2 separate regions of the Homo sapiens genome follow, and region 2 is linked to region 1. Evidence: read pairs that join two places in POLR2A ChIA-PET (ENCODE). Cell type or tissue: PC-9. All regions are shown on one strand.

Region 1 (2,500 bases):
CAAAAAAGTTGTTCATTATTTATATGAAATGTGAATTTCACTGGGTATGCTCTGTTTTTATTTGCTAAATCTGGCAACTTGAGCAGCAGGCAGCCTCCATCTTGGGTATTGCATTTCTGAACCCTCGCATTAATCTACACTCTTGGGCTTCTCAGTTATATGAAGAAGTGGCTACCAGTTTTTTTGTTTGTTTGTTTTTGTTTTTTCTTAAGCCAGTTTGACCTGGCTTTCTATTAATTCTGTTAACTTGCAACACAGAAGTTACTCAGTCACATAGAAGTTCTGCCATCTTTAAGAACAATAGGTGTTCTCTTCTAAAAGAAAATATCCTCAGGAAAATATCTTGCAGGCACCAGTGGGTCATGTCATTGGGGCATAGGCCAGAGAGGTAGAGAGCAAGACCAGGAATCTCTGCCAGCTGTTGGGGGCATGGAAGGTACTCAAAGAGATAATATTTTATACCTGAGGCAAGTGGAAAATAAGCCAGTGACAAGGCCACCTGGAGCAGGATGGAAACACTAGGGCACCACAAGCTGCATGGGCTAGGATCAAAGGAAGTCATCATCACCAGTGCAGGCAGCTCCATGCATTCCCTCGTGTCCCCAAGAGTAGCCTACCTTTAAAGACTGCACTCCCAACCTAACTTCTGGGCTATTTACAATGAACAAGAACAGACTCAAATCTACAATACAAACCCTAAGTGATGGAAAAAAGCCAAAATATTCTTGTGGTTTGAGGGGGCAGAGGAAAGAAAGGCAGGGGAGGAAGGAGAGCAATTCATTTCATAACAGCCTCTGTCACTTGCCATCCCCACCTGGGGGAAGGACAAACTGAGGGCAGTCTGGGTGGGAGAGCAAACAGAAAAGTGTCTCTCTGGCACCTGAAAGCAAGCAATCTGATCCCAGGGCCCCAGAGACAGGGCTGGAGGACAAAGCTTTGCTGGGGTGAGGGAAGGCGATGAGCTCTGTGGATTCCAAAGCTTTCTCTGCCCTGCCCTGTCTCCGGGCACCAGCGGGTCATGTCACTGCAAACAAATAACATGGGGAAGCCTGCCAGGAGAAATGACAAGGGTATTTGCCAGTTGAGAAGGCTTCTACCAGTCAGTCTGGACTGGGACATCAAAGAGTTCCCTCTTCTTGACTTGGATTTCTAACACATTAGCCAGAGCCTTTTTTTTTTTTTCTTTTTAGACGGAGTGTCACTCTGTCACCCAAGCTGTAGTGCAGTAGCAAGATCTTGGCTCACTGTAACCTCCACCTCCCAGGTTCAGTGATTCCCCCACCTCAGCCTCCCAAGTAGCTGGGATTACAGGTGCATGCCACCATGCCTGGCTAATTTTTATTTTTATTTTTAATTTTTTTTTGTATTTTAGTAGAGAAGTTTCACCATGTTGCCCAGGGTGGTTTCAAACTCCTGAGCTCAGGCAATCCGCCTGCCTCAGCCTCCCAAAGTGCTGTGATTACAGGCATGAGCCACCACACCCGGCTGCCAGAGCCTTAATTAAGCAACTTCTGTGTGCTGGGGTGCTGGGCTTGGTGGTCATTTACATTCACTACACAGTTATTTTTCTGGTTTTCTAGCAAAATCTTTTGAAAATATAAGTCAAAACTAGTATTATCCCTATTTGGGGAAACAAGAAACTGAGGTGTGGACCTCCTTAGATCATGAATGCAGAGGAAGAAAGGCTTACAGCCATTATTAATCCCTGAATCTGTCATCATTCTTCTTTCCAGAAATCGGCACGGTGGCTTGCAGGCCAATACTGGCAAATCCTCTTTGTAGCAAGTCCCTACAACTAACTACAATGGAATCAAGTTTTTATTATTGCTTTAAAAAACTCAATGTTGTATTGGTGGAGATAATACCAACCCCACAGTCACGGCAACTGAAGGCTCTTATTGAAAGGATGCTCCAAGCTTTCTTATTGAAAGCTTGGAGGAAGGTTCAATATTATCACTTATTACTGATCTTTGGTATTCTTTGTTTAAAAGGTATCATTCCAGTCTTATATATATATATATATACACAGATACATGTATACATTTGCTATTATTACACATATTTTATGTTGTTTTTTTCATATTCATATTCACGTAACATTTTTAAAGCCCTGAAGGCAAAACAAGCTGTTACCTTTCTATTGTGATCAAAATTCATAGCTACAAATTAGATTGCACGTTCACCATAATCATCTTCACCATCCTCATAATCAATACAAAAAGCCTCTCTCAATTCAGCAAACATTATGGAATGCATACTGTGTGTTGAATACCAGGTATAAAGTAGCAGATAAAACATAGTCTTTAGCTTACATATTAGTGATGAACTCAGATACTTAAATGGAATATTTAATTAAAATATAATAAAGGAAATGATGAAGACAGGCAAAGCTTACTAGAGATACCAGAGTGGTTGGAGAGACCTGAAAAGACCCCAAGCTGGGGATTTCCAGGAACACTTCTCGGAAGCAGTGGCAAGTCCTTTTAATTTTTAATTTTAT
Region 2 (2,500 bases), 64 kb after region 1:
TGAGTGGACAGTAACCGGCCTGCAAATGGCAAAGCTAGGAAGGAAAGGAGGCTGGTGGCATTGCAAGTCTGTACCTCAAAAGAGGAGGCATTGGGGTGGCAACATTGCCAATGGGCTAGATAGAAGTAAGAGTGAGAGCCAGAAGAATCTACCCCACTGTCTGCCAGGTATACCACAGAAGCCAAGCAAACTGCTTCTTTCCTGGGGAGGGTCTCTGTGCTCCAAGAACCATGCTCATCCTAGCAACAGGAAGCTCTTTAGTGCCAGCCTGTTGCAATAGACTTCAATGGCTATTTCTCCTGTTAATGCCTTTTCTGTTTTGCTCTCTCAAGATCTTAACTGCAACTGCCCCTATTACTCCAACTGAGATTACAATTTTTGAGAAACCTGCAAACAGGACAGCTTTAGAGTGTACCCCAAATACAAGGACACAGAATCAAATTCCATGAACCCCTATAAATCATGAATCCACTGGAATGGAAGCCCCATGGGGGCTAGACTTTGCTGTTTGCTCACTGATGATTCTTGAGTGATAAGAACCAGGCCTGGCACATAGTAGGTACCTTCTATGTGTGTTGAATAAGAGCAGCTGTGTCAGAGAGCTGCTCCAGCACTGCACCCAGTAACATCCCTCCCTGCCAGTAATCAATCATCTTGCCAAAGACCAGGTCCTTTGACTCTTCCTTGCCTCTGGTGAAGTTTCTGTGCACCTGAGGTTAGGAAGTGAGCTCTCTTCCTCTTCACAGCCTGGCGTCCTAGGTTCCTTGCCTCTCATAGAACTCGTTCCTATTTCTCACGAGGTCTTAACACTCAGACACCCAGCTTGCCAGCATTCAAACATGATGCTTTCCTCTGCGGCCTGGAAGACAACCATACTTGCCTTCTCGGGGTCAAAACAGCCTCAGAGCCTCCCAGAAGCCAGCTCTTGGGTTTCTGTCCCGCCCCCTCCCCTCTGCCACTTGCTAGGAGTTTCCACAAATGCTATGGCCATGACTCATTTGATGAGGCACAAAGGGGTCAACAGGTGGAGGGAGCAAAGAGTCCCAGGCTGCCAGAGACTGGACAGCTCAGGAGGAAGCAAAGTCTAGGCAAACAATCACTCTTGTTTCCCCACTGCCCCACCAGCCCACCCATTCCTCATGGTAACAAAGTGGATCTGAGGTGAAACATCTGTTTTGCTTTGAGCAGATTTCATTTGTCTTTTCTTTTTCTCCTTTGTTTTAACCTCTCTCTGCCACTAGGAAGCTTGCCAGATCAACCTCACTTAATCTATCTCCTCAGGGACAGTCAGCCTTCTAGAGGGACATTTTCCAGTTGACAGACTTTAAGGGATGATTTGTCCCTTTTCCTCCCTTGGACTACCATGTATCTGAACTGAGATCAGAGCATTAAACAATGTCTGCCCATTTCATTCACCCAACAGTTTTCTATTGAGAGGGAAGTACAAGCCCAACACTGTGCTAGTTGCTGCAGACACAATGATCAGAAAGACAGACATGGTCCTTTGGAAGCTTGCACTTGTATTCCAGTGCAGGAGACAGAAAAAGGAGCAAACCAATAAATAAATAAGTCACCACAACTTGTGATACATGCTTAAGAGGTTAATAACCAGGGTGTTTGGAAAGCTAATCATGGGGGCAGAGTCACAGAAGGTCATAGAAGATCAAGAACTTCATTTCATGGAGACGACATTTAAATGGAGAGGACGACATTTAAACTGAGGATGACAAAGAGATAGCTATGGAAAGAAATGACTGAAGAGGATTTTGAGAAAAAAAAAAGAGTAATGACTATAAGGGACAGAAAAGAGCTTAATGTTTTGTTATAGAATTCTCAGAATTGTATAACAAAATTTGTATAAAAACTCTACTGACTTAAAACAGAGCTTAGTGAGGCAGAAGATAGTAGCACAATGAGATCAGAAAGGAGAACAGAGGCTAGTGTGGCAAACCTTGCAGCCCGGAAGGAAGCTTAGATTTTATTCAAGGTGCGCTGGGAAGAACGTCACTAAAGAACTCTGAAGAAGGTCATGGGTTCCCTGAGAGAAATCCCTGGGGGCCTTACTAGAGTGACGCAGACTCACCCCTGCCTCATCCCCCAACTTTTGTCCTCACCTCCTCCCCCCATGCCCAGTCCCAGCAACCGGGGGGTGGGTGGGCTAAGATCATGTTTAATTATTTCACAGATTCTTCCCTCCTCTGATAGGGGCCATGAAAAGACATACAGTTCAAATCAGTCCATTTGGCAACCTCTGAGCAACTGGAAATTTTGGTCAATAGTCAACACTCAGCAAAAATGAGATTTTTGAATTATTGGAAGTTTCAATGATCCAGCCTCTACCTGTCTCCCATGACTGTGAATAATCCCAAATTTGTTATAGGACAGCACAGGCTTTCTTCAGCCAGAGGATGTTAGCCAGATATTTCTACTCTGGATGGCTACAAAAAATGATATCTAATAACTGCCCAGACTTCTTGTGGTTGGAGACTCATGATACACC

Evidence for each region. ChIA-PET counts read pairs that join two places held together with the same protein. Peaks named below come from ENCODE experiments on the same cell type or tissue, not always from the same donor. Only the 100,000 strongest peaks of a DNase experiment are listed, where the experiment ranks them.
Region 2: POLR2A ChIA-PET joins it to region 1 with 7 read pairs; 1 of 35 experiments calls an interaction of 5 or more read pairs at or near these places.

Annotation. Positions count from the first base shown.
Region 1 is chr2:217,387,228-217,389,727 of GRCh38, forward strand. The region is part of intron 8 of DIRC3 (disrupted in renal carcinoma 3); the gene reads right to left. Among named protein-coding and RNA genes, the nearest start is that of DIRC3-AS1, 110 kb to the left of the region's middle. RefSeq lists an enhancer at 1,014-1,183. In PC-9, no CTCF peak of the experiment used is centred here; a DNase peak (open chromatin) is centred at 1,014; H3K27ac peaks cover 1,676 bases.
Region 2 is chr2:217,450,843-217,453,342 of GRCh38, forward strand. The region is part of intron 3 of DIRC3 (disrupted in renal carcinoma 3); the gene reads right to left. Among named protein-coding and RNA genes, the nearest start is that of DIRC3-AS1, 170 kb to the left of the region's middle. In PC-9, no CTCF peak of the experiment used is centred here; a DNase peak (open chromatin) is centred at 989; H3K27ac peaks cover 1,376 bases.